2 separate regions of the Mus musculus genome follow, and region 1 is linked to region 2. A link is a loop called in an ENCODE intact Hi-C map of the cell type or tissue named here. Cell type or tissue: left cerebral cortex. All regions are shown on one strand. Links, peaks and the distances in the headings refer to the core of each region. The heading gives the core; the rest is flanking DNA. Region 1 overlaps Col5a3 (collagen, type V, alpha 3). Region 2 holds the start of Gm35860 (a long non-coding RNA gene).

Region 1 (4,386 bases), core at 286-4,285, 55 kb before region 2:
CCATGGTGATGTGGAGGCCCTAGGGTCTAGCTCTAGCTGACAGATGCATGTGAGGAGGGAGATGTTGCCAGGAAAAGTGTGGGCAGTGTTTACAAGCTGGTGTGTGAAGATGAATGCTCCTTGGTATAGTGCAATCCCAACATTTAAGAGGCAGAGTTAGGTGGTTTGCACGGTCAAGACTTGTCTGGGCTACTTACTGAATTGAAGGGCATCTTGGGCTGCATAAGCAGACCCTGTCTCTAAAAAGGGCCAGGGTGAGTGTATGAGACATGGGACTGTAACTCGGTTGGAAATGGCTTTTCTAACACACACCAGGCTCTGGATTCCATTCTCAGCACAGTGGTGCATACCCACAACCCCAGGACTGGGACCATGAAAGCAGGAGCATAAAGAGTTAGGAGCCAGTCTGAACTACATAGAGAATTTGAGGCCAGCATGGGCTATATGAGAGCTTGCCTTTAAAAAACCGTATTTTAAGCTAGGCATTGTGGCACATGCCTTTAATCCCAGCATTCATGAGGCAGAGGCAGGCAAGTCTCTGTGAGTTCAAGGCTAGCTTGGTCTACAAAGTGAATCCAAGACATCCATGGCTGGCTACACTGTCTTAAACAAACAAACAAACAAACAAACAAGCACAAAACAACCCCTCCCCCACCAAAATCTTGGGTGTGATGGTTGACTGCGATGGCGTAAGTGTGGGTGACAGGGCAGTTCTTAGGAGGGTGTGAGAGGTCAGTGGGTCTGTGGGTCTGTGATTCTCTCCCTCCTTTCTCCTCTGTTGTATGAAACAGGGTCTCATGGGGCTCAGGCTGGCTTCACACTTACTATGGAATCCAGGCTGTACCTTTGAACTTCTAACCCTCCTCTATCCTCCGAGTGCTGGGACTGCAGATCGTGTGGTACCGGGGATGGAACTTGGGGCTTCCAGCATGCTAGGCTAGCATGCTCTCTACCAAGTTTCATCCCTAACCCCACTGAGATTATTTTTGAGAGTAATCATGTGTTACAGATGTGTTTATTTGTTTTTGGTTGGCTGTAGTTGGGATTTAGGGGTTTATATTATTGCCCACGGGACCATGAATGGCTGATTCTGAGGTTGGTGGTGAGTGGGATGGACAAATCAAGAATTCACAGTTTTCTTTTAAACATTACATCTCTGTCTCTCTGTCTCTGTCTCTGTCTCTCTCTGTCCCTCTGTCTCTGTCTGTCTCTGTCTCTGTCTCTGTCTCTGTGTCTGTCTCTGTCTCTGTCTCTGTCTCTGTCTCTGTCTCTGCCTCTGTCTCTGTCTCTCTCTCTGTACCCTTGTGCCACAGAGTGAGTGTGCAGGTCAGATGAACAACTAACTTATGAGGGTCAGTCTCTCCTTCTACCATGTAGGTCCCAGGAATCGAACTCAGGTCATTAGACTTTGCAGCAAGCAACCTGCTCCAGCCGTCTCACTGACCCACACAGTTCCCTTTTGCACTTCTCCCAAGGGCTTTACATTTTCCTCTCTTTGCCCGAAACTGGCTCCCACCCCTCCTTCCTCCTCCCCTCCCCCACCCCCTTCTCCCTAGAGCCACGGCATCAGCACCATGGACAGGGCCCACGGGAGGGCTGCATTGAGGGGCGAGGCGGGGTGCGGCACGAGGAGGGGTGGGGCTGAGCGCCCGCTGGAGCGGCCAAGTGGAAGTTTCATAGTACCCCAGCTGCAAGATCCTGGGGTGATTTTTCCTGAAGAATTTCTCAGGGCCCCCAAGGGGGTCCCCCAGGGCTAAGGGACTGGTGAGTCACCGCTGACGCATGCCCAGCTGTGAGCATGTGGCCTGATGCCTCAGCCACGCCTCTCAGGGTTCTCCGGGTGGCAATGGTGAGAGGACACGATGACTCTCCAAGTGATGGATGACCAGGGCATCTATGACCTAGATCACATCCCAGAAGGAAAGGAAGGTGCGTTCTGCCCCCAGAGGCCACATGCATACACTGACTCTACTTTCCCAATTTCTGCTGAGTCTGGGGAGGTTGCAGACCACGTGGGGAACTCCGTGTTGGCCTATGCCCCATTCCCACGCTCACACAACCTCAGGGTCATGCAACCTCAGGCATTCATTCAGAATACAACACCCCTGGGACTCCAGGAATGTGCAACTCATGGCCACACCCAGGCAACCCCATCTGCCACCCAGACAGGACCCTCCTGGGTTTTCAGCTTCTCACACATGCTTCTCTATGGCCCACAGACCGATGCTGTCATCTTCCACAAGCAGTCGCCCACTCAGTGACTTGGTCATATTTTCCCTTGCATTGCGTGGGAGAAATCTGGGGGTTAAAACCTCCATCTCCTGTTACACGCCTGGCCTGTGAAGTAAACGCCGTGGAGATCTTGCTGCCACTCCTGATGAACAATGGCATCAAATTTACATTTTTTCCTTCTTTTTTTACACTTCTTCATTGTGCATGTGTGCACATGTGGAAGTCAGACAACCTGAAGGAGCCAGTTCTCTCCTCTCAGCACGTGGGTTACTGGGCTCAAGCTAACATTATTGGACTAGGCAGCAGTGCCTTTACCTGCTGAGCCATCTTACCAATCCTGAAAACTTTCATCTAATTAACTGCCTATACCTCAACCAGTGGCAAGTCCTGTGCTTGCACATTTTCCTGCAATGACCCAGCTGCATCCCACCTGCCTCCCTCCACATCCTAGACCCCACCAAACATCTCCCTAGAGCCTTGACCAAGGCAGGGAGAGGGTGTGTATGTGGGGGAAGAGTTTGGGCAGCTTCTGACCCCTCCTGCGTGCCCCGCAGGCTCAATGGCTCTTGTGTATTTCTTGTTGTGGAACCGTGAGAGAGAAAGGGCAGTCAGCCATTGAAAGGTCACTGCCAAGAGGACTCAAGGCTGAAGCAAGAGTCTTCTGAGTTAGATGCCAGGGAGGACTTTTGAAATGGGAGTGAGCAGTGACCAAGGGAGCCCCCTTTTCCTACTGCATAGAAGCTGGGATCTACGTCAGGAGGGAGCTCAGTTGGTAAAGTATCCACCTAGCATGCACACATCCCTGTGTTCCATCCCAGCACTGCATAAATGGGGCATGGTGGAGCACGTCTGTCATCCCAGCACTCTGGAGGTGAACAACAGAGGGTTAAGAGTTCAAGACCTGCCTGATCTACAGTAGACCTTATCTTGAAAACAAAAACCATAAACTGAGCTGGGCAAAGTCCTTCTACCGGATGATGTTGTGGATCTAAATCTTCCCTGGGCTCCTAGTCCATAGGGAAAGCTGGGATGTCCTAACGGGATGACCTTGTGGTTAGCAGAGCCTGAGAGCCCAAACTCAGCCTCAGGGGTGGTGGGGAAATTGTAATCCAAATACTTCTTAATGACAGCCTGGCCACTGAAGAGACAGTTATAGATGGGGACAGGGAACGGGGAGAACAGATGGAGAGAGAGAATACCAAGAAAGCAAAATTGATTGTTGACTGATTTCAGACCTGAGCCATGGAGTGGGACAGAGAGAAGGTAGAATGGAGAGAGGTGAGGATACAGGGACCTGAACAGGACTCTACAAAGTTCAGAGGGTAAAGGGGGGTAGCTGGGATGGGGGCTGTCTTCATCCATGTCCCTTCCTCTCCAAGTCTAGTCCCCCAACCCAATTTTCAGTGGTGAGGTCAGCTGAGCTACTCTGAAGTGACGACCTGGCAGATTTAGCAGAACCTGGCTCTGCCAAGAGTCTGGGTCAGGGGGTTAGTGGGACAGTTTGCTAGGGGAAGGGACAGGCCAGGGGTTTTGGGCCCAGGGGAAGCCCTCACCCACCCTGCACAAACCATGTGGATTCAGTTAACACTGGCCAAGATGACTGGGTGGGGCTGCAAAGATGGCTTGGATTAGAGGTCTGTGAGATCAGACCTATTCTTTCTTTTCTGGGATGAGAGAGGGAGATCAGGGGGTTATCAGAAATAGATGATCAGAAGGTGATAAAAATGGTCCAGGTCAGATGGAGGAGGTCAGGGGGAGTTAGATGAGGAGTCAGATGGAGGAAGTCAGGGAGAGTTAGATGAAGGAATAAGAGGGAGAAGGCTGTGGGTCCTGGGAATCTCAGGGAGACGCCATGGAGCTGGGGATCAGAGGGAGGAGGCTATGAGGTCTAAGAAGAGTGTACCCCTGCACACCCCTTTCTCCTTTGTGGATTTTCCCTTGCAAGGGGGCTCCATGCCGGGAAGCTGCCCAAGGAACCAGTGTGGGGGTGTAGGGAGCAGGGAAGGCTTGGCTCTGGGGCTCCAGCCAGGAAGACTTGATTCATCCTAGAACTAGGTCAGCTTTTTTTTTCTCACCAAAAACTTAGGGGGAAAGAAACAACCAGTCAACAGACGGATGTACCAGCAACATCTGTGGGGCAGTGGGGGAGGTGCT
Region 2 (4,386 bases), core at 144-4,143:
TTCACACTTCAGTAAGCAGTCTACTGACAGACCCATCTCCCTAACTCCTGTTGTTTGTTTTGGTGTTGTTGTTTGTTTGTTTGCTTGCTTTGGTTTTTCTAAACAGGGTTTGTCTGTGTAGCCCTGGCTCTCCTGGAACTTACTCTGTAGACCAGGCTGGCCTTGAACTCACAGAGATCCTCCTGTCTCTGCCACCCTAGTGCTAGGACTAATGGCATGTGCCATCACTGCCAGACCTGTTGTTTTGTTTTCAGGACCGGGTCTCACATAGTTCAGGCTGGCCTCGAATTCACCACTGAGCTGAGGACCCTTGAACTCCTGATCCCCCCCCCCGCTTCCACCTCTGAGCTGGGGTGACAGGCATGCACTACCACACTCACTGTGACTGCCGGCGCTGTGGTGTTTGTACATCAGTTGCTTAAGATTCTGCCAGAGCAACTGGAGGCCCAGTTCCCATCTCTGTTACTGGGTCAAGGAGCGCATGCATGTGCCTGATGCTGGCAGGTCCCCAGTTCTCAGGCAGCAGTGGAAAGACACTGACAACTGACTGAAGGGAGGAAGAAGTCTGCGGTGAGCCCAAGGGTCTGGGTGAAACTCAGGCCTCCCTTGAGAGTTTCTCTGGGGACACAGATGGGGCCTGTTCTCCATGCTGTGGAGGCGGCTAGGCAGGGGGGATTGGGAGACTGATGTGGATGCTGTCTGGCAGGATCCTGAGGAGATGCCAGATGGGAGAAGTGAGGGAGCACTACCTCACCCTGGCGTGGACAGGCCCCACAGACACTCCTGCTACCTCCAAATCTGGAAAGGGCTGGAGCTGGGGCTGTGTTGGTAGAGTGCTTGCCTACCCTGAAAGCTCTGGGTCCCATCCCAGCACCATATAAACTAGATGTGGGGATGCACCTACCAGCCAGCACCTAAGCAGTGGAAGCAAGAGGACCAGGAGCTCAAGGCCATCCCCACAGGGTACTTGCAAGAAAACAAGGCACTAGGGCTGGGTATAGCGCAGGAGTACTGTGCATCTAGCATTCTTGAGGCTGGAGTTTCAGTCTTAGCATAGCAGGAAAGAGGGATGGGAGGGAGGAAAGAGAGGAGAGAGGAGGAGGAAGAGGAAGGGAGAAAAGAGAGAATACAGGAACTAAAGAGATGACTCAGCCATTAAAGCTACTTCAGAAGTTAAAGCTACTTCAGAGGTTAAAGCTACTTCAGAGGTTAAAGCTACTTGCCACTAAGGCTGACAACCCGAGTTCAATCCCTCACATAGTGAAAAAGAGAACCAACTCCTTCCTGTAAGTTATACACAAAATGATATACATGAAATAAATAAATGTGTGTGTGTGTGTAAGAGAGAGGGGAGAGAGAGAGAGAGAGAGAGAGAGAGAGAGAGAGAGAGAGAGAGAGAGAGAGAGAATGAGAATTCAAGGAAGAAAGGTGTGAAGGGACTTAGCTCAGGGTTGTTGATCTGGAGTCATACCAGAAGGTAGCTTAAATTAAAGGAGGAGGGCAGATGGTTGCTCACAGTCCTGAGGTCTCAGGCTGCACAAGGAGGAGTCTCTTTCTGCTGGAAGGATTCATGAATACTTCCTGGAAGGCAGAGGCAAGTTTTTATCTGGTTACATAGCAAGCAATAGGCAAGTCTGGGCTACAGGATGCTAGTCTTAAAACAAAACAACATCTTTAAAAACAATGTGTGTAAGAGGTGTTTTGTATGTGTGTTGAGTGTTTGTGTGTTGTGTACAATGTGTTATGTATGTTGTATTGGGTATGGTATGTTGAGTATTGGATATGTTGTGTTCTGTCTATGCTATGGTATATGTGATGTGTTTTGTGTAGTATTGTGTTGTCTGCTTTGTGTGTTGTGCTACATATGTGCTGTGCTGTGTGTGGTCTATGTTGTGTGCTGTGACTGTGGTGTGCGTGTCAGTGTAGGTGTGTGTACATGTCCACGCACGTGCATGCACATGTGGAGAGAGGCTGATGTTGCGTGTTTTCTCTATTCACTTGTGCTTTGTTTGTTTTTGAGTCAGGATCTCCCAATGAACTTGCTCATTGGCTCAGCTCTGCTGACTGGAGCTTCAGGGATCCATCTAACTCTGCCCAGATCCAAATAAGTGCAGAGATCAGAGGATCAATCTGCCTGCCTCCACCACACCCAGGTCTTCTCCTGGGTGCTGGGTGCCCTCATGCTAAAGGAGCAGGCTCTTTATCAAGTGGAACCCCACCCCACCCCACCCCAAACACATCTTCAGGGTTTATCTCTGGGAAGCAGGAGCCACACCAGGAGCTAGGGTGTGGTGGTGCTTTCCCCTCTCCCCTCACTAACGTTTAGATAGTGGAAGCTTGGCCTAGAGGTTAGTGGAACCTTTAAAAGGTGGGGCTTAGTGGAAGGTAATGCAACCACTAGGGGGCGCTGAGAGAAAGCTCAGTAAAGAGCACTGGCTACTCTTGAAGAGGACTTAGTAAGGGCATAGTGAGGTTATGGGATTCTTTCTCTCTGTCTCTGTCTCTGTCTCTGTCTCTCTCTGTGTGTGTGTTTTGAGACAGAGATTCTCTATGTACCTCTATCTCACTGTAGACCAGGCAGGTCCTGAACACACAAGGGTTCTACCAGCCTCTGCCTCCGAGTGCTGGGATGAAAAGCCAGCACCACCATGCACTCAAAGTGGATCATGCACAGATGAGGGTGGCTTCTGCACTCTCTGGCTCTCTGTCCTGCCTTGTGACTGACCTCTTTCCTACATGCCCACTACAAGCCCCCTACCCCACCCCCACCCACACCCCCTACTCCTCCATTCCCTTGCCCCCACTACCACCACCATGAGTGTCTATCTAGAGTCTAACAGATGCAAGTGCTCTGCCCTTGAACCTCCAGAGAGACTTCTGTTGGTGGTGGTGGTGTTTTTAAACCTTTTATGGATTCTTTGAGAATTTCACATCATGCACCCCGGTTCCACTCACTTCCCCAACCCTTCATATCTGACCTCCACCCTTGTGGAGGTCACCCCACAAAACAAAGTAAAAAATAAAAAATTAAACAAAACCCAAATCCATCTGCCATGGAAGCTGTGTCATAGTGCATCCCACAGTACACCCTTTCCACACCGCTTTGCTTGCAAATGTTCGTTACAATGAGTCATTGGTCTGGTTAAAGGTTTCTGGTTTCTGCTATGCTATCAATACTGGATCCTCACCAGGACTCCTCTCTGATATCCTGTTGCTGCCCGGTGTCATGGAGATCCTGCAGCTTTGGCTCTGCAGGACTGGCCTCTTCCTGCACTCCAGCAGTTCATCCATGGGGCAGATGTTGGGATGGGACAACTCAAAGTCCTGGATCTGGGCCTGGGTGGTGTCTGAGGTACCAGCCTGACAGCTCTCCCACACCCACACCACCAGGGTGAGCTCTCTTCCAGCACTGCCTGGGCTAGCTCACCTTATGCTGCAGCCAGCAAGACAGGGGCCAGCTCTCTTGGGGAATGCCATCAGGGCCAGCTAAACTCTGTGTGTGTGTGTGTGTCTTGTGTGTGTCTGTGTGTCTGTGTGTTTTTGTGTGTGTTTGGGGGTGTGTGTGTGCTCTCCAGAGTGTTACAATTGGTGAGGGGCAGATACAGTTCCTGGTTCTCATGACTGGGGGTCAGCTCTGGGGTGGGAGTGGGGATGGGGGTGGGGGAGCATCTCTCCTGTGCCCACACCACCTCATGGCAGACAAGTAGCCAGAGCTAGCTCACTATCACACCCTGGGGTCAGCTTGCTTGGCTCCCACCACCAGGGCCAGCTTTACTATGTTGCCCAGGCATGGTGCAGGGCCTGCTTTCTGAGTACAGCCTGGAAGGGGTGGGGCCAGATCTCCTGAGAGCCACAGCCAGTGGTGGGGGCAGCTCTCCACAGCCTCTGAATATTAGCTTGGTCCCTGGAGGCAGCCCAGACCAGGGACATCTGCATGGCCTTTGTTATAATATGAGCCACAGACATCAACACAGTCCCCTGCTGCTGTACAGCCATGGACCCAAATGTGGCCCTCAGTGGCAGCACAAGTTGGCACCATGGCCTTAGGTGGCAGGGCAGGCCACTCACAGCAGGCTGTTCCTCTCCACCCTCAATCTCCAGGTCCATGTCTCTTCTTAATGTTCAAACCATTCGGCTTCTCTTTCTCTCCCACATGTCTATCACTTACCTTAACATTGCAGTGGCTCCCACTGCGGTTACGTCACACCACGGGCAAGCCTTTGGGTGTCTTGCACACCAGAGCTGTGTGGCAGCGGCAGACCTATAGACCTCTGTTCTTTTAAATTAAAAAAAAAAGTGTGTATGTGTGTGTGCGCGCATGTGTGTACATTTGTCATGGCGCACATGCAGAGGTCAGGGGACAACCTGTAAAGTTGGTTTTCTTCT

Evidence for each region. Hi-C counts contacts between places; a loop is a spot of excess contacts. Peaks named below come from ENCODE experiments on the same cell type or tissue, not always from the same donor. Only the 100,000 strongest peaks of a DNase experiment are listed, where the experiment ranks them.
Region 1: it touches region 2 in a loop (2.2-fold over the local background); 17 of 42 quality-filtered maps call a loop at or near these places.

Annotation. Positions count from the first base shown.
Region 1 is chr9:20,810,389-20,814,774 of GRCm38, reverse strand. All of the region lies in intron 1 of Col5a3 (collagen, type V, alpha 3), which reads left to right. Among named protein-coding and RNA genes, the nearest start is that of Col5a3, 2.5 kb to the left of the region's middle. In left cerebral cortex, for the core only: a CTCF peak has its summit at 1,940; a DNase peak (open chromatin) is centred at 2,247.
Region 2 is chr9:20,755,220-20,759,605 of GRCm38, reverse strand. It overlaps Gm35860 (a long non-coding RNA gene), which reads left to right and starts at 480. Exons shown (of 3, transcript XR_379174.1): 1 at 480-570. In left cerebral cortex, for the core only: a CTCF peak has its summit at 2,386 (motif pointing right); a DNase peak (open chromatin) is centred at 2,395.